Regions from separate parts of the Homo sapiens genome. Here region 1 is linked to region 2. A link is an interaction called in ENCODE POLR2A ChIA-PET data of the cell type or tissue named here. Cell type or tissue: A673. All regions are shown on one strand. Each heading gives the region's core, and the rest is flanking DNA. Links, peaks and the distances in the headings are about the cores only.

Region 1 (10,027 bases), core at 2,677-7,676, 350 kb before region 2:
TTACTTCTGCTCCTGAGTAGTGTGATCACTGGAGCAGAGGGTCTCAAACATTTCCATGAACATACCCCTGATAGCAACGAGAAAGCAAGTATACACCAGGAGTACTGCGAGTGAACATTTCTTTTTTACTTTTCTTTCTTTTTTTTTTTTTGAGATGGAGTCTTGCTCTGTCGCCCAGGCTAGAGTGCAGTGGCGCGATCTCGGCTCACTGCAACCTCTGCCTCCCGGGTTCAAGCGATTCTCCCGCCTCAGCCTCTCGAGTAGCTCAGAGTACGGGCACCTGCCATCATGCCTGGCTAATTTTTGTATTTTTGTAGAGACGGGGTTTCACCATGTTGGCCAGGCTGGTCTTAAACTCCTGATCTCAGGTGATCTGCCCGCCTTGACCTTCCAAAGTGGTGGGATTACAGGCATGAGCCACCACGCCCAGCCAAGTGAACATTTCCTGAAGTCCCCTTCTCTTGCACTTTTTTTTCTTTCCTTTTCTTTTTTTTTTTTTTGAGACGGAGTCTCGTTATGTCGCCCAGGCTGGAGTGCAGTGGCACGATCTTGGCTCACTGCAAGCTCTGCCTCTCGGGTTCACGCCATTCTCCTCCCTCAGCTTCCTGAGTAGCTGGGACTACAGGTGCCTGCCACCACGTCCGGCTAATTTTTTGTATTTTTAGTAGAGACGGGGTTTCACCGTGTTAGCCAGGATGGTCACAATCTCCTGACCTCATGATCTGCCCGCCTCGGCCTCCCAAAGTGCTGGGATTACAGGTGTAAGCCACTGCGCCCGGCCCCTACTCTTGCACATTTAAATTTTTTCTTCAAAATGTATTTGTATTTCTTTTCTTTTTTTTTTTCTTTCTGAGACAGAGTTTCACTCTGTCACCCAGGCTGGAGTGCACTCATTAAAAAGTTTTGCCAGCCGGGCGCGGTGGCTCATGCCTGTAATCCCAGTACTTTGGGAGGCCAAGGCAGGTGGTGCCATCTCAGCTCACTGCATCCTCCGCCTCCCGGGTTCAAGCAATTCTCCTGCCTCAGCCTCCTGAGTAGCTGGGACTACAGGTGCACCACCACCACATCCAGCTAATTTTTGTATTTTTAGTAGAGATGGGGTTTCACCATGTTGGTCAGGCTGGTCTCGAACTCCTAACCTTGTGATCTACCCACCTCAGCCTCCCAAAGTGTGCTGGGATTACAGGTGTGAGCCACCGCACCGGGCCTGTTTAATATAAAAATGTCTTCTGCAATTTTTCTTTTTTCTTTTTGAGACAGAGTCTCACTCTGTTGCCAGGCTGGAGTGCAATGGCGGGATCTCGGCTCACTGCAACCTCCACCTCCCGGGTTCAAGCAATTCTCCTGCCTCAGCCTCCCGAGTAGCTGGGACTACAGGTGCACCACCACCACATCCAGCTAATTTTTGTATTTTTAGTAGAGATGGGGTTTCACCATGTTGGCCAGGATGGTCTTGATCTCTTGACCTCGTGAACCACCTGCCTCAGCCTCCCAAAGTGCTGGGATTACAGGCATGAGCCACCGTGCCTGGCCATCTTCTGGAATCTGCTAGTAAAACTGATGACCCAGGCAAAAGCCCCGGGTTTGTCTGTGGCTTTATGTATTTCTTCATGTGTTACCACAAATCTCTGGAGTATATACACCATGGTCTGAAAAACAGAAATCTAAAATAACAGAAACGTGAATCGGAAAAGACCGTGGAGGCTATATTATATTACCCAATCTCCCTTTCACATCATTAAACAGGCTGTCTTTCCACTTTGTTTATACCCATCTAATGATGAGTTCTCCATTCTGAGTCAGCTTATTCTATTGTTGAACATTTCTACTCATTAAAAAGTTTTGCCGGCTGGGCGTGGTGGCTCATGCCTGTAATCCCAGTACTTTGGGAGGCCAAGGCGGGTGGATCACCTGAGGTCAGGAGCTCGAGACCAGCCTGACCAACATGGTGAAACCTCATCTCTACTAAAAATACAAAAATTAGCCAGGCGTGGTGGCGTGCGACTGTAGTCCCAGCTACTCAGGAGGCTGAGACAGAGGAATTGCTTGAACCCAGGAGGCGGAGGTTGCAGTGAGCTGAGATCGTGCCACTGCACTCCAGCCTGGGCAATAAAGTGAGACTCTGTTTCAAAAAAAAAAAAAAAAGAAAGAAAAAGTTTTGCCTTAGATGCTTCAAAATCTGTTCCCAGTTTTGCCCATAATAGCACCTAAAATATTTATTTATTTATTTATTTATTTATTTTTATTTTTTATTTTTTTGAGATGGAGTCTTACTCTGTAGCCCAGGCTGGGGTGCAGTGGCGTGATCTCGGCTCACTGCAACCTCTGCCTCCAGGGTCCTGGTTCAAGCAATTCTCCTGGCTCAGCCTCCCTAGTTAGCTGGGATTACAGGAATGCACCACCATTCCCAGCTAATTTTTGTATTTTTGGTAGAGATGGGGTTTCACCATGTTGGCCAGGCTGGTCTTGAACTCCTGACCTCGTGATCCACCCACCTCGGCTTCCCAAAGTGCTGGGATTACAGGCATGAGCCACCACGCCCAGCTTTATTTATTTATTAAGAGACAGAGTCTTGCTCTGTTGTCCAGGCTAGAGTGCAGTGGTGTGGTCTCAGCTCACTGCAACCTCCGCCTCCCAGGTTCAAGTGATTCTCCTACCTCAGCCTCTCAAGTGGCTGGGATTACAGGCGCACGCCACCACGCCCAGCTAATTTTTGTATCTTTAGTAGAGACGTGGTTTCACCATGTTGGCCAGGCTAGTCTCAAACTCCTGACCTCAGGTGATCTGCCCGCCTTGGCCTCCCAGAGTGCTGGGATTACAGGCGTGAGCCACCGCACCCGGCCCTAATGCAGGGTTTTAACATGTCCTTCAATTAAGTTTAGTTGTTTCTGATTGTATTTTCATCCCAAGCTCCCTCAGTCAGTGGAAGTTACCCAGTCCCAAACTGACAGATTAATATCCTGATCCAAGGACTTTTCAGCTCCATATTCAGAAATCCCCAATTTATCCTTCTACCTCTATGGCTGATTCACCATACCAACTTAGGAAAGTATTGTCAACTCTTTATGGCTAGGGTCTCCACTCTGTAAAAAGGACCATTATTATACTAGCTGCATATTCAACATAGTTATTTTACCTCTTAGTAGTCCACACTTAAGGAATCACAAAGGAGTGGGCGAATGTTTCAGAAAGTATTTGGGAGAGTTTCAAAAAAACAAAAAACAAAAAAAGGGGAAAGAAAAAAGGGAGTTACAAAGCTTCCAACTCAAGTGGCTTGGAAGAGATCAGCTGATAAAAATCAAAACAGGCTTGACATGGAAAGGGAAAATACTCTAGACAATAAGTGTGAGGACTGTAAAGGCTGTTGGCTCACCTACCTCCTGAATAAGCTAAAAATATTTCCCCAAGGAGTGGCTGGGATCTGCAGCATTCCAAGGAATTAAGAATTCTGGTTTGATCCTTTTGGTTCACAGGATCCCTAGCAGCAATCCTCAAGAGCCTCAGCAGATTGGAGAGATGCCTCTTTGATTCTGTCCCAGAGCTAAAGATTGGAATAACTGTCCCTCCCCCTCTAAACCCACAGTCTGCCACAAGAACATTTTAAACCTTCCTCCATGATGGGCAGCAGAACTCCCTGACTAGTCCTCCAGATCCTTCTCAAGCACAGAATAGAGAGAGCATGATGGTGAGTGAGGATACTGTCCTTCCTGCAGGTCTTCAGTTCCACCACACTCTCCTAAGGGAAGGAAGAAGCCAGGCCTCAATGCTGTACCTCTCTCTGGAGGCAGCAGGCACAAGTGGAATGGAAGTGATGGAAAATCCTGCTTTTATGCAAATTGTAACTATAAACTCATTATAGTCAATATGAACATTGTATGGCTAAAGAATATCTCCAGCCAGGCATGGTGGCTCACGCCTGTAATCCCAACACTTTGGGAGGCCGAGGTGGGTGAATTGCCTGATCTCAGGAGTTCAAGACCAGCGTGGCCAACATGGTGAAACCCCATCTCTACTAAAATACAAAATTAGCCAGGCGTGGTGGTGCAAGTCTGTAATCCCAACTACTCGGGAGGGTGAGGCAGGAGAATCGCTTGAACCTGGGAGGCTTGCAGTGAGCTGAAATCACGCCACTGCACTCCAGCCTGGGTGACAGAGCGAGACTAAAAACAATATCCCCACAGTTGTCAGAAAAAAGCTTTTGTGAGACCAGCCTGGGCAACTAAAATACAAAAATACAAAAAATAAGCCAGGCATGGTGGTGCATGCCTGTAATCCCAGCTACTCGGGAGGCTGAGGTGGGAGATCACTTGAGCCTGGGAAGTCGAAGCTGCAGTGAGCCATGATCACACCACTGCACTCCAGCCTGGGCAATGGGAGTGAGACCCTGTCTCAAGAAAGAAAAAAAAAAAAAAGAAGTTTTTGGGTACAGAGTTGATCCCAAAGACTGTGGTCACTTTAAAGAAGGTTTCTCAACCTCTTCACTATTGGCATTTTGAGCTGGATAATTCTTTGTTATGGGGGCTGTCGTGTGCACTGCAGGATGTTTAGCAGAACACCCACTAGATGTCAGTAGCATTCTCCTTCCCCTGCCCCCGGCCACCCACCAGTTGTAATAATCACAAACGTCTCCAGATGTTTCCAAATGTCTCCTGAGGGTAAAATCACCCCAGGTTGAGAACTACTGCCCTAGAACTTCTCTAGGTTTGGTCAGCTGCCAGGATGGGGACTCCCAGCTCAGCAGGATGTTCTTTGGGCTCCCAGCCACGCCAAGAAGTGTTCAGGCAGACCTGGTTCAGGCCAGTCCCTTCCTGGCTAAGAGCTCTTGGAATGACTGGAATCTCCAAACCTCTATAACTGAGCTGAAGGTCTAGTGACTCTCTGCATCTCTGAAGCTTGAGACCACCTCAGGACAGCTTCACTTGCTTTTCCACCCAAGGTGCCCCTTGTCACTTACTCTGCACACTAGCTTAATTTGCAGGCAATTTCCAGAGTTACCCTTTGGTGACCAATCTGCTCAATCCCTTAAAGATCTTCTCATCAGGATTATTAGAACACTAGGAAGGCTGGGCATGGTGGCTCACGCCTGTAATCCCAGTACTTTGGGAGGCCGAGGCGGGTGGATAACCTGAGCTCAGGAGTTCGAGACCAGCCTGACCAACATGGCAAAACCTGGTCTCTACTGAAAATTCAAAAATTAGCTGGGGGTGGTGGCACGTGCCTGTAATCCCAGCTACTCAGGAGGCTGAGGCAGGAGAATCGCTTGAACCTGGGAGGTGGAGGTTGCAGTGAGCTGAGATCATGCCATTGCACTGCAGCCTGGGTGACAGAGTGAGACTCTGACTCAAAAAAAAAAAAAAAAAAAAAAAAGAACACCAGGAGATGTGATATAAAGGAAGATATCACATTATCTGGAAAAGCCTAAAAGCTTGATGTTTAGCAGGGGACTTCCTATCCCTAGTGTTACAGAATAACCTCTCTCCTTATCCCTCCCACTCTGGTAGGATTCAGTACAGCATTCATTCAATATGGGAGGCCTAAAATCAACCCACCCATCACTCTTCACTTATCTCTCCAGACTGAAGAAAAATTTATAGAAACTGAGCTCACTCACAGAGAGTACAAGATCCCGCTTGCGCCTGGAGTTCTTCTGCCCACTTCCTCTGGTCCTGCATGGGGAAACGGTCAGCCCTAGAGAGTGTCTCAGCTCCCCAGTGCTCCCAGGGCCTGACTCTTCCAAGGCACTGTCCAGCGCAGCAGCGGCATTGAGCATGTCCTCAGGGCGGGGTGGTGGCAGCTTGGTTCCATTTTCTGGTCCTGTCTCTGGGGTTGCCCGCTGGATTGCCAGTTGTGTGGCTGGTGAGAGTTGCTTGGCATAAGCAGGGACCAGAACTCGCTGTACTGCACCCTCAGAGGCCACGTAATCATCCACCAGCTAAGAACATAAAAAATAATAGCCTATTAGCCAGCCAGGCTTAGGGGAACCTGGTTAACCATCATTCTTTGGCTAAGAATAGTGAACAGAAAGTGGAAAGAAGGGGAACTCTAGCACAGTCTTTAATGGTCAATGGCTTGTTTCTCTGGGACTCCTATGAGTGTTGGGCAAATATTTCTTGTGTGTACAGGGCCTCTCATGTTGGGTTGTTACCATAGGGCTGCTCACAAGGAGAAAGCATGTTTCTGACACTGTTGGTGAATAGTCATTTATGGATAGCTCTTGGATATAAGAAATGGAGCTAGATAAGTGTTTTGTCTGAAAGGACTGGGTGAAGAAGTGATGACAAGAAAGAAACCAAGCAAGAGAAGGAGTAAGAAAATAAAACAGTAACAGCAATAAAGAGGAGACATAAAAGACAAATGAGCAAAGGAGGAAGACATAAAGTCAGAAATCCCTAGAGAGACTGGCAGCAACAGCTCCCCTCACCTATCCTCCATTCCCAGAGTCAGTCCATGCCCTCACCTTGATCCTGCCCCGGCCACATTCGACTGTCATAGCCCCTGACATCTACCTGACTGCCTGTGCCCTCACTCAAGGACATACAGAGCCGGGAAAGGAAGAAGGGAGCAAGGGAGAGAGGGAGGAAGAAAGGAGGGGGGATTTCTGCAGTCAAGAAAACAAAATACTGAAAGTGGGGACACACACGCACACGCACACACACACACACACACACACACACAGAAAGATGCGGGGGAGGAGGCTGAGATTTATAGACCTGTGAGCTGCTTTCTGCGCTGTGAAATCTAATTCCATCCTGTCGGCTTGGAAGCCTTTCCTGCCTCAAAGAACCCACAGCTCAGGGCAATGCCTAGCCTGGTACCTTTCTGCCTCCCACCTTCCAGGTCCTCCCTTGAGCTGGAACCACGGAGAGTCCTGACCAGCCACAGACTGGGGTGAGCAGCAGTGGCCATTACCCATATGGCTGTGCCTTCAGGAGAGCAATGACCAGTTGCTGTGTTACACTGGAGGGGGAGAGAGGGGTTTATGTATTCATTTCTCAGATCCAGCAGATGGGCTGGGAGTTTCATCCCTCCCATCTACTCCATGTGTTCTGCTCCTTTACTCTTTACTGGGTGTCTATGTCTTGTTGTGGGGGGAGGAGAAAAAGAGAGGACAGACGGAGAATAAGGTGGAGAGCTGACAGAACTCCAACCGTCTCTCAAGTGGCACCACATCTGTTATTTTCCTATCTCTAAGATCTCTATAGTTGCTCCATCTCCTTTTCATACTTCCATGTGTGACATTCTGCAGTTCTTACTCTACTCAGCCAGGATTTTCCTGCTCATATGGCCCTTAAGCAGTAAAGAAACTGAAATAGCACAATGTACATCTATGTCTTTTCCTGCTCACAAAATATGCTTGCTTGCTTCCTTCTTTTCTTCCCTCTTTCTCCCTATATGTTATTCTCTTACTGTTAACAATCAGTTGGCCATTTCTTTTTCTCATTTCCCATTTTATTTCCTTTCCTCTACCTCCCCCTCGCCTTACCTCATAGTCTCTCTCCCGTGGTGTAGATTCTCTTTCCACATAGATTCACCTTTCTTCTGTGCTCCCTTTTTTCACTTTTTCTCCTCCCTCAGCCCTTCATTTCTACTTGTCTCTTTCCCTCCCTATACTTGTCTTCTATTATCTTTATCTTTGTCCTCTCACTTTTTCCTCCTCTCTCCACCTCTGCCTCTCTCCCCTGTACATTCCCATCTCTCTTTGTACTGAATTCCTCTTGGCAAGCAGAGGGCCTGCGATAAAATATGAATGAGCCGTCTGTGCACGGCAGGCATCCTCGCCAGGAGAGGCAGAGTCCATGGAGCAGCCGAGACAGCTGTGGAAGAGAAGGTGCCATGCGGAGCTACTGAGAGAGAGGGAAGGGCACCCCATCACTACACACAGCAAAAAATGACCTTCTGCCAAAGAAGCTGATGGTTCAGGAAGAAAATAGAGCTGACTATCCCTGAAGGAAAAGGAAACGTGGTACTGTTTTGCTTTATCACAAATACAAACAAAAGGTTTAAAGATGGAAAGAAAAGAACAGAAAGGAAAAAGAGTGAAAAGCCAGGAAAAGCACCTAGGAGGAATAGCCCTCTGCTGCCATACTCACAGGATTGAGCAGGGGGGCCGCCTCGCTGGCAGCCAGCGTGCACCCTGGGAGCCGCATGTCCCTCTGAGTTGCTGGGAAGCCCAAAGGCCCAGGCCCCACTGAGGCTGCTCCCAGCTGCCGCAGCTCCTCAATCACCACCTGCACGCCGCTGCCCACGCTGTCACACTCCTCTTCCACGGCAGACAGAGCCTTAAAGGCTTCCCCGGGACTTTCCTTGAGAGGCCCAGGCTCCTCAGGTGGGGAACTATGTGCCCGGCTTTCCCCATCTTCATCAGGGATGGACACTTTCCCTTGCCTCAGGTCACCCACTTCCTCCTGGAGACGTTTTAACAACTCATTGTTGGCCCTGGCAAGACCCAGAGCAGCTTCAGCCAAACCCACTGCCTTATCGACCCGCTGGTAGATAACATGCAGGAGCTGCTCTGAGCTCTGAACAGCCAAGCCATGTCCAGTCACTGTGATGGGGGTGCTGGGAGGAGGATTCCCACCCTGGGAGCCTGTGTTGCCTCCATTAGTCTCACTCTTACAGGCGCAGCAGCAGCATCTGGCCTCGCTGCCACTGGGAGGGGAGAAGAGAATGGTGGCACTGAAGGACATGGCGGATGGGGCAGTAACAACCACGCTTACACTGCTGGGCCGCTCCAACAGGTAGGAAGCATCAACTTCTCTGGACTCACTTTCCTTTCTCAATGAGGATGGTCAGAGGAGCCCAGGCCCCAAGCTGTAGGGTCTGTGAAAGAAGAGTAAACAAGCCATGAAGAAGCACACAGTCCATGGCGGCCTCTCCTCGGCCTGCAGAAGGGAGACAGGTGCCTTCTATTTGCAGATCCTGTGCTCTCCTAGCACATCACAAATCAAGGCCTTCCTGATGAACGGTTTCAGACGGTAGAGAGCATTCCTTCTGCCCCCCAGCATGGAACCCCCGACTAGTGCAACCTAAGGAACAGGGAAGGGATTCAGAAGGACCTTCCGGCATCTGGAAAGATTAGAAGATTAAGGAAGAAAATGTAGATCTGTCTCCTCCTCCTCCTCACCATCTTTACTGTAATAATGGTACTGCATTTCATTGCTTTGACATTGTTCCTTAAGGTGTTCAGAACACTTCACATAAGTTACCTCATCTACTCAACAGCACTAGGAAACATATTACTCCAGGTCCAGAGAAGAGACATGTGGAGAAGTTATATGTCTTTTTCAAGGTCAGAGGAATAACAGCAGAATCCAGTTATTGCTACTTTCAATGTAGTGTTGTATTTTTTTTTAACTGATACCACTTTTTGTTGACATTAACAATCATGACAATCATGATTCTACCCTCTCTGTAATTTTCATACAAATGCATTCAGAGTAACACTCCTAAATAAGGAATACATCCATCACTGCAGCCCTCAGCATGTCACCAACTTCTCACTGTTATATTATATCATTAATGCTTTGGGGATGAGGGCAGGGAAATGAAATGAAAAGATCAGGGAATTGAGCTGGGGTAACCCAGGGCTGCACAGCCCCCTTTCCCACATAGTCGTGTACCTGGGCCATGAGCCTCTGTAATGGAAACTAGCTGTCCTGAATCTTCCAGCCAGGAGCCCAGAGAAATCACCCGTGGGGCCCCTTATCTTCATTTCTCAAGCTCCTTAAGGGTGGATCCAAAATTCAACAGGAATGTTTGAACAGCTATGCTGTCACTTTGCCTGCATGACCAGCCCCCATTAAAGGAGAAACCAGAATGTCAGTAATAAACCAAACTGCCTTTCTTTTAAATTACTGTAGTTAAGCAACTAAACTACTCCAGGAGAGAAAAAAAGGGGTAAAGAAGTTGATTTGTACCACTGAGAACACTCCCGGGAACTTAATAAATATTGTAATTTTCTAAATAATACTTGATGATAGAAAAAAAATCCTTCTGATGTGCCATGTCAAAACCTTAAGTATGTTTA
Region 2 (9,916 bases), core at 4,801-9,800:
TTTCACCAGAAAAGGTAAAATGGTCTGGGGATAGAAAAGAAAAGTTCCTGTGACCAGAACATAAAAATGTACCGATTGGGCCGGATGTGGTGGCTCACGCCTGTAATCCCAGCACTTTGGGAGGCCAAGGCAGGTGGATTATGAGGTCAAGAGATGGAGACCATCCTGGCCAACATGGTGAAACTCTGTCTCTCCTAAAAATACAAAAATTAGCTGGGCTTGGTGGCCCAGATAGTAGAGAGGCTGAGGCAGGAGAATCGCTTGAACGTGGGAGTTGGAGGTTGTCATGAGCCGAGATTGTGCCACTGCACTCCAGCCTGGCAACAGAGCAAGACTCCATCTCAAAAAAAAAGTACAGGTTGATGGGATTATGAAATTTGAGATGTTTACATAAATAGGCTTTATGTAAGGTAATTGTAACTCCTTTACCTAAATGTTTTATGAAAATTGTTATTGTCTGGGAGGTTGAGGTTGCAGTGAGCCAAGATGGTGCCATTGCACTCCAGCCTGGGCAACGAACTGAACTCCATCTAAAAAAAAAACAAAAACAGAAAGAAAATGGGTATTGATTGTATCTAATTGGGGGGTGTTTTCCCTATCTAGTGCCATAAAACCGAAGGCATGTAAATCTGCTCTTTCAGAAATGTTAATTGGACACGCCAAATGGGAACTAGTAAGATTGCCTGAGCCCACAAAGTGTAGGGTAGAAGCTGGAGTGCCAGTCAAACAAATGCGCCACTTTATAGCCCTTTGTGGAGCATTTATTCGTGCTGATGGCAAAAGACTGTGGGCACTTCCCAATGACAGTGACTGGGCTAGAGAATTTCCACTTGAGGGGCATTTACTGCCTTGCTGTGGAATGTTGACAGAAGCTATCTTATGCCAATGGAAATAATGGTGCCCAAAGGAGCACCATGACAAAATAAAAATGGTTTACATAAGATCTTGCTACCTGAGGATACAAGGAGGAGATCCTTATGAGCAGGAAGCCTCTTTTTTTAAAATTTTTTTCCCTAGGACTGATTCTAACTATGTGAGGAGCTACTAGATTCTACAGTGCCTGATAGACAACTCTCATTAGCTGTTTGGCTTGTGAATGGCAGTTCCAAGGTGAACAAACATCCTGTTTGAAAGCCCCTGTTCTGGCTATAGAAGTGTCAAACAAATCCTTTTCTTTTGAGTTATTCACAGTTTAAAGCAACTGGGTGAAGTATGTGTTTGTAAGCAAATTTGCCTTTCTATCTATCTGAGTTCTCCAAAATTTGGATTGTGAGTTCATGACAATACAGTCATTTGCATAAGCTTAGTAAGAGTCTTTTAGAACAGAGCAATTGGAGACGCTGGTTATTTTGCCAAGGCTTTGACTAGAATAACATATTTGTAGGTAAAGTTCCAGCAAAGCCAACTTAATAGAAGCCTATATGGCCAAACAATTCTTGCTGCACTTTATATGAATAATCAGGCAAAGTATAATAAGCCTAAAATTTATTTTGTACACAAATTTCAGCCCTGGCTTTTGTTTTTGAGTGCAGATCGAAGAACGAATTATTTCTTGGCTACAATAATCCTCTGAAGAGTATCACATTATAATTTTTCTTCATATGTTTAGTCGGTACTCTAATAGAATAGCTCCCTTTTTCTGTTCTGACATACAAATATTCTTTTGATTGTCAAAATATTTATGTTATTTATCTGTCCTTGTTTTATTTCCTAGGAAACCAAAATCATGGTAGTCTGAAGACCAGGGATGTGACTCTACCTCATTTGGCATCCCACTGGGCCGGATCTGTTATTCACTGAAAATGCCCTGCTGCTAAGACTATATGAGCACCTTCTCTCTAAGCCCAGTAACTGTGGTGGATGAGGTGGACGCGTGAAATGGTGAAGGGTTGGTTTTAAGGGATAGAATCAGTTCAAGGTCAGGCCCTCCAAATCAAGGATGGGTACAAAGACACGTAAACAGATGGTAAAATAAAGGACTTTGTCTTCTAAGCTATCATGTGTCATCTTTGCATCCATCCCAACCATGAAGAATTTTCTGGCTGGGCCTGGTGGCTCACGCCTGTAATCCCAGCACTCTGAGAGGCCAGGAGTTCAAGACCAGTCTGGCCAACATGGTGAAACCCTGTCTCTACTAAAAATACAAAAAATTAGCCGGGCATGGTGGCGTACACCTGTAATCCCAGCTCCTCAGGAGGCTGAGACAGGAGAATTGCTTGAACCCGGGAGGCAGAGGTTGTAGTGAGCCGAGATTGCGCCACTACACTCCCGCCTGGGGAACAGAGTGAGACTCCATCTCAAAAAAAAAAAAAAAAAAAATTCCTACTTCCTGTAGAATTAAAATAAAATAATTACTGATAGGATAAAGATACCTTGTGACTCACCCAGCCTCCTGGGTATAATACTTCCGTTATAAGTTGTGCTGATAGATATATATTAAATCTTTTTTTGAACAATGCTTATGTTTTATATAGTTAATTGCTATAAGTCTGTAACTAAAACCAAGATTATAGTAGCTTAATGCATAGAAGTTTAAAAATAAGTCAATTTTGTAACCTCTCCTTTGGCTTTTGTTTGTTCACTTTCTACTTAAAAGAAAAAACAATTTTAAGGGATGAATGCCTGTCCATGTCCGTTACTATCTAGCCTAGAGCAATTAATTGGCTGTAAGTCTTGTTGACTGTAAGTCCCTCGGCCATAGGGAGTCCCACTGAGGGACAAGATGGACCTGGGGCAGGCAGCCATGTCACCCAGGCAGTGCTATGGAACAAAATTACAATTGGTGGCCATTAATGTTGTCTCTGGCAAATCTTGGCCAGAAGGGGGAGAATGTAAACTAAAAATAAAACTCAAACACCTCGCCACCCACCCTGCAACCATCTGAATGGACTCCCCCCTTGGCCAGAGCACCCTAAAATTTAACCTGAAAGGCTGCTGCAGGTCATGATGGGAAGTGGGGGTCCGACATGCCTCATTATATCCCTCCAGTGTTAACATCAACACAAACCTAAGTCTGATAAGGAACATTTACAATCTATTTTCTCTGAAGCCTTCATCTTCATGATAAAACCTAGGTCTCCAAAACCCCTTATCTTAACCCAAACATTCCTTTCTACTGATAATTACTCTTTCAACCAATTGCCAATCAGAATATGTTTAAATCTAACTACGGCCTGGAAGCCCCTGGCCCTGCCTTTGAGTTGTCCCGGCTCTTCCAGATCCAACCATTGTAAATCCTGCACGTACTGATTGATGTATTACATCTCCCTAAAATGTACAAAGCAAGCTGTACTTCGACCACTTTGGGCACGTGTCCTCAGGACCTCCTGAGGCTGTATCATGGGTGCATCCTTAACCTTGGCAAAATAAACTTTCTAAATTGATTGAGACTTGTCTCAGATAATTTTTGGTTTACACAGCTTACACCTAGTGGGGGTAGTTTAAGAGACACTTAGGATACATTACCTTGTTTAATCCTCATAGCAAGTCTTAAAGGAAGTTGGAAGCTAAGAGATTTGCCCAAAGTGGTAAAGCCAAACCAGATGTGGTTTAAGAGGGAGGCCCTGGCACTGAGGTAGAAGTCTCAGTTTTCTGCTGCCACCTTCCAGAGAGCCAAGAGAACCCACTCTTGCCTTCCAAGGAATGTGCCCAAAAGTTAGAAGAGTTGGGAAGGTGACTACAGTATGCATCCATGAAGAGCTCTCTGGGATCTAATCATGTCTCAGCTTTGCCACTCATTAGCTTTGTAACCTTGGGCCAGTTACTGAGTCTCTCTGACCATAAGTTTTCTCATCTTGTTTAAGAGAATAAGAATGCTGTACTGAGCTTCCATTGTTTTTTTCTGAGTGACACCCAGTCCCGCTTCTGCTAACAGTGCCCAAATTTTGCTTTACCTATTCCCAGTTGGGAGAAATAGGGGTGTGGGAGGCATGTTACTCTAGCTAGCCAGTGACATGCTCTCTGGAAATTAATCTTCAGTGGGATAACCCAAAGATTAAATTGCACTGGAGCTCATTCATCTAGAAGAAGCCCTGACAAAAATGTTGCTGGTTTTTGCTCCTCAGACAAGGAGCCTTCTCCGCTCCTGACTAGTTATTTTACGACGAGTTCTGCTTCTCCTTCATTCTGTGAGCTCCCACCACAACCTGCCCCACCAAATCGAATAATTCCCTTTTTGCTTAAGTTCATTAGAGCCAGTTTTTATTGCTTACAACAACAAACAACAACAACAACAACAACAACAACCCCTAATTGATCCAAACACCTACCTTGCAATGCTGTAAAAATTAAATGATACGAAGTGTGTCAAGTGCTTAGGCCAGTTCTGGCAGCAGTGCAAGCAGTCAGTAAGTGGTGACAGTTGTCTGTAAGTCACCACTGGGGGCAGGGCACAAGGAGGGAGAGGGGAGCTTGTTATCGGTGTGCATTCCACTGAGAAAAACCTTCCCCCAAGAGATAGAAGGACAAACAGAAGGGAGGGAAGTCCAGGCTATGATATGCTCGTTTATTCCAAATGTCTTTATTGAAACAGAATGATAGAGCAAGAAATAATGAGGTCTGGGTGGATGTCTTTGGGCGCAGGATGGAGCCCAGACCCAGTGGTTACAGTGTGGAGCTCTCTCCCTGTCCCCTGACTCTGGCCAAGGAAGTGAATGCAAAGCAGCAGGGAGGAGGCAGGGTGGGGACGGCCCTCTGAGCTCTCCGCGATGGCTGGCGTGAGGTGCCTCTGAGACTTCTGGGCAGCCCTGCCTTCCCTACTCAGTCTTCCCGATCTTCTTGCCACCTTTCTGTGTGGGCCAGCCTCCCGCCAGGGTACTCAGAGGCCGCTCAGAGGGCAGGGTTGGGGGTGGCAAGCAGCGGGACGTGGTCACAGCGGGTAGGGGGTGGCTGCCGCAGCAGGGAAGGCCGGCGACACAGCTCCCCGTCCCGGAGCACCTCGGGCAGGAGCTTGCGCTTGGTCTCCGGCAGCAGCATAATGCTGAGAATGCAGAGGAGGGCGCAGGCCGCCAGCACCACGTGCTGCAGGAAGGCTCCATGGCCCATGTGGAGGCGCTGGGCCGGGCCGCTCAGTCCTCCAAGCGCCCCTAGAGCCATGATCAGGCCCAGGCCACGGCCCCTGGGGGGAGACAGAGGAGGAGCTCAGCCCACAGCTGTAGCCTTGCTGGGCCCTTCTCCCGCAGCCCCCCTCCTCCAGCCCGCAGGCCCTGTCCTCAGGGGTGGGGTGGGGGAGCGGGAGGCGAGGGGGCCCGGCTCTGCCCCTGGGGGCACCCCTGCTCTCACCGGACAGTGGTGGGGATGACCTCAGCAGCAAGGAGGGTGCTGAGGATGGCGGCAGCTTGGGAGGAGAAGAGCCCAAGGACAGAGAAAGTGGTGATGGCAGCCTCGTTCAGATCTGCAGAAGCAAGAGGGATGATATGAATGCAGGTGGGGAGGTCAAGGCTGGCCTAGTCCCGGGTGTCATCCCCTTGGCTCTCTGTTCCCATGGCTCTAGCTGGGCAGGCTCTGGGCATTCAGTAATTGACTGGGAGAGCAGATGGGGCTGTGGGGCCAGGTGGAGGCTCGTGGAAGAGCTGGGCAGGGTCTGGGGCTTGTCTTGGGAGGCCTGTGCCAGAAGAAATGGCTGTGCCTGTCTGAAGCACCTCTGTTGGGGTTCCCTTGTTGAGCCCACACTGTGGGGAAGATAGGATGCTCACAATCCCACAGGCCCAGCAGGACCAGGGAAGCAATGCCGGTAAGGGTCATGGAGAGAAGAAGGATGCCCCGGCGGCCAAATCGGTCCACGGTGACCCCCAGGAAGACACAGGCCAGGGCTGCGGTGCCGCTGGCCAGCAGAGAGCACAGGTAGAAGTCCGATGGGCTCCCTCCTCCTCCCACAGGCTGGTAGCAGTGGCGAATGGCATGGGCAATGAAGCTGTGAGAAGGGGTGGGGAAGCAACGAACAGAGCCTGAATCCCCTCCCGCAGCCTTCTACAGTGCTGATGGTCCTCCGCAGGGGTCCCCGGGCCTTCCCACCCAGCCAGCCCCCATTCCAGCTACTGGCCTGGCCCTCAGCCCAGACACCCAGGCTCACTTGGTGAAGCCCAGGATAAGCAGATTTTTCCAGATGTTGCGGTAGTTGAGGAGGGAAGCAAAGGAAAAGGAGGATGTTGCAGGGAGAGGGCAGGTATTCTCCAGGTCTTTGGGAGAGAGAGAGGAGCTGTCAGAAGAAAACCCTGAGATCCCAGGATCCTCCCACATGGGTGGTGGGGACCCTGGGAGAAGGTGGCACAGCTACAGCCATGCAGAGGGCACCATCATGTGTGCAAGTGAGGCAACACTCACAGGGATCCCTGTCTCTTACCCTGCAGGGCCTCCTGGGCCTCCTCCCCCAGCATCTGCCCATGGGGCCGGTTTCGCTCAGCCAGGATCCTCAGCACAGACTGAGCCTCCTCAATCTGCCGCTTCACTATCAGCCACCGTGCGGACTCCAGGAACAAACCAGGCCAGCTGGGGGCAGGGGGGAAGGGGTATACTGTGAGGCCTCCCTTCTCCTGATCTAGGGGTGGGAAATGTGCACCTCTGAGGGACTGGGGCTGGGGTAGGCCTGGACCAGGGGTAGTTGGAGAAGAGGAGGGGTCTCCGGGCTAGGGCTAGTTTGGAGGCAGAGATGGGAATTGCCAGACGACAGGTGAAGGGTAATACTGACCCATAAAACAGGAAGAGGATGCAGGGAGCGGTGATCATTCGCTGTAGGAATCGCCAATCCTTAGAGACAAGGGCCAGGCCCAGGAACAGGAAGTGCCCTCCCACCCCCACCAACTCCCCTGCCAGGGCCACCCGAAGCCTCTGGGTTGGGTCGCACAGCTCCAGGCCTGGAGATACAGCAGGGGTGGAGAGAGGAGAGGGAGGCCAGGGAGGAAGAAGGCATAAGAGAGAAGAAGAAAGAGGGAGGGAGGAGGACAGAGAGAGAGGTCAGACCCAGAGTGGAGGCTGCAGCCATTGCCTCCCTTGCTAACCTCTGGGTGGCAAGGACTGGGGAGACTGTTCAGCCCTCTCTCCTCTCCTGCTCAAACCTAGGAGGGCTCTAGGGCCAGAGTCCTGGGTGAGTGTTCAACATTTCCAATTTATAGGCCCTTTCCCATCAGGCCTCTTATTTGACCTTCACATCAACCCTTGTCCAAGGTCACACAGCTAGGGACAATCCTTGTCCCTGGACTTACTGCTATCAGGGGAATAGCACCTTATTCCTTGGCAGCAGTAAGTCCAGGACAAAGACTTTAAAGATTGTCGGGAGGGGGAGATAGGTGTAGAGAGAAGCAAGAGCCCTGGATTCTTCAAGGGGGCCTGGGCAGAAAGATAGCTGAGATTCTAGGCAGCTGAAATGTGGCCTAGGGGGCAGTGAGGATGGCCTGGCGATGCAGGCAGGTAGGCATGAGACCCAAGGGAGGGAATTCTGGGAGGGTGCCACTTACGCATCAGGTAGACACCCAGGTCAACACCGGCAAGCAGAAAGCCCAAGAGGAATCGGAGGGCCATGACGCCTGTGGAGGAGCCTGCAGCAGCCCCTCCTACTCCACAGGGGCCCACCAGCCCCAAGGTCAGCAGCACAATCCCGCGACGGCCAAATCTAGAAAGTGGGAAGGGCTTCTGGTCACCCAGACTCTCTGGTGGTGGGAAAGTTGCTGGGTAAGACCCAGCTGCACACTTCAGAGCTAGAGGTATGAGAATGAAGTTCTGGGAGCAAGAGTTGGACAGAGGCTTGAGAAGATGGGGAGGGATGGGGACCATGGGTGGGTGATGCCTGGCTACTGGGCACTGGGGTGTGGTTGTGGTTCTTTAAGAGGTGGGAACATTGACTCTTGGGCTATTGGTCAGAGATTAGGGCACTTGTCAATGGATGTGACATCACTCAACAGAGGGGATGGGATATTGCTTAGGGGATTTGGGACCATTCATCCTTAGGAACAGAGCTAATGGTCAGTGGGCCTGGAGCTTATCTTGCTCAGACTGTTCAGAGGAGATGTGGGAGGGGGGTTCATTGATATACGGAGTTGGAACTATTAACCTGTGGAGGGGAGGCCATTGGCCACTTGTGCATGAGGATACTACTGGTCAGTGAAGGTAAAGCCAATGATATTAGGGGACTGAGTAATTGATTTTTGGAGATGAGGCCATTGTTCCATGGAGGTGGGACATTGGTCTATTAATACATTAAGAATGGTCAGGCTGGGCGCAGTGGCTCACACCTGTAATCCCAGCACTTTGGGAGGCCGAGGCTGGCAGATCACGAGGTCAGGAGTTCAAGACCAGCCTGACAAATATGGTGAAACCCCATCCTTACTAAAAATACAAAAATTAGCCAGGTGTGGTGGCAGGTGCCTGTAGTCTCAGCTACTCGGGAGGCTGAGGCAGGAGAATCGCTTGAACCTGGGAGGCAGAGGTTGCAGTGAGCTGAGATTATGCCACTGCACTCCAGCCTGGGCAACAGAGCGAGACTCCATCTCAAAAAGAAAGAAAAAAGAAAAAAAAGAAAGAAAAAAGAAAGATCAGTGGGGACATAGACATGGGTGTATTAATCCATAAGGTAGGACTATTGATCAGTGGGATGAATCTATTAATCCATGGGAATAATCAGTAAGGATAAGGTCACAGACCAGGGGAGATGAGACTATTGGTAAGTGATTATGGTCACTAACTATGAGTTAGTGAAGACATGGTTACTGATTCTTGGAGGCTGGGCTATTGATCTTTGGGGATAAGACCATTGATCTATGGAGATGAAGATAGGGAGCCTCTGGTCATTGCAAAAGGGGCACCAATCCCTGGGAGTTAGGCTATTGATCTAATGGGGTGGGGCATTTTTCCATGAGGATGGGCTTATTGGTTAATGTGCTGAAGGCTACAGATTTTAGAAGACCAAATTATTGATCTTTGGGGATGAAACCATGGTTCCATAGGAATGAGGCTACTGGTCTGTGGCAATGAGGCCACTGATGCATAGGGATGGGCTATTGACCTGTGGGTTTCGGATCATTGGCCCACAGAGGTGTGTGACTATTGGGCAGTGAGGATGGGTATTGATTTTAAGGAACTGGACTATTGAATGTTGGGATGGCTTTGATCCACAGAAGTTGAGTTATTAATCCACTTGGATGGAACTGTGGATCAATGGGGCTGAGTCTAATCGGAAGTTTAGTGCAGTGAGAGCATCTGGTCAGTGGTGAAGGTGACCAGAATCAGAGATGAGATTTTTGATCTGTGGGAAGAGTTATTGGTTGCTGGGATTGGGTTGTTGATCTCTAGAGGTGAAGCTACCGACTCATGGAAACGGGGATTTCGGTGAGAGGATCTCAAAGCCCTGAGGATCCATGAGGGTATGACTGCTAATCTATGGGCTATTCCCCTACAGAGCGTTGGGTCATTTGGTGGCAGGCATGGGACTGTGGGTTACTGGGTCTGAGGATATTGTCTTTGGAGATAGTTAGTTGACTTGTAGGGGAGGGGTCGCTGGTCAGAAATGGGGTAATTTGTTTGTGAAGTTGAACTATTGATCAGTGGGAATGGAGCTGTTGGTGTTTAGGAATTAACATATTGATCTTCAGGAATGAGGTCACTGAGATGGAGCGAACAGTCCATGTGGGCTGTTAGTGGGGATGAGACTATTCTCTTTGGAGATGAGGCCATTGATTCACGGATAGGGGGCCACTAATTAGTGGGAATGGGACTAATAGTCCATAGAGGTCGAGTCATTCCCTTGCGCGGAAGAGGTAGGGAAGGGGTATTTCTTGATGGAGAGTGAAGTTGAGACATGGATAGACCATTGAATAGAAGTCCAGAGAAGACTGCAGAGTCCAGCGAATCGTCTTCGACCTCCTGTAAACGCCCGCTGCTTGGGTTAGCTTCCCTAGCACCCCCTCCTTTCTACCAGCCCTGCCCC

What was found. Peaks named below come from ENCODE experiments on the same cell type or tissue, not always from the same donor. Only the 100,000 strongest peaks of a DNase experiment are listed, where the experiment ranks them.
Region 1: POLR2A ChIA-PET joins it to region 2 with 5 read pairs; 2 of 35 experiments call an interaction of 5 or more read pairs at or near these places.

Annotation. Positions count from the first base shown.
Region 1 is chr14:22,990,337-23,000,363 of GRCh38, forward strand. It overlaps C14orf93 (chromosome 14 open reading frame 93), which reads right to left. Exons shown (of 7, transcript NM_021944.4): 2 at 8,091-9,066; 3 at 5,612-5,932. The coding sequence starts at 8,687. It overlaps AJUBA-DT (AJUBA divergent transcript), which reads left to right. Exons shown (of 3, transcript XR_007064074.1): 3 at 6,838-8,094. Among named protein-coding and RNA genes, the nearest start is that of AJUBA-DT, 11 kb to the left of the region's middle. In A673, for the core only: a CTCF peak has its summit at 4,560 (motif pointing right); a DNase peak (open chromatin) is centred at 4,605; H3K4me3 peaks cover 350 bases; H3K27ac peaks cover 2,316 bases.
Region 2 is chr14:23,341,821-23,351,736 of GRCh38, forward strand. SLC22A17 (solute carrier family 22 member 17) reads right to left here. Exons shown (of 10, transcript NM_016609.7): 4 at 7,452-7,606; 5 at 6,686-6,851; 6 at 6,341-6,486; 7 at 6,071-6,176; 8 at 5,694-5,911; 9 at 5,281-5,392; 10 at 4,498-5,116. The coding sequence ends at 4,828. Among named protein-coding and RNA genes, the nearest start is that of SLC22A17, 6.1 kb to the right of the region's middle. In A673, for the core only: no CTCF peak of the experiment used is centred there; no DNase peak of the experiment used is centred there.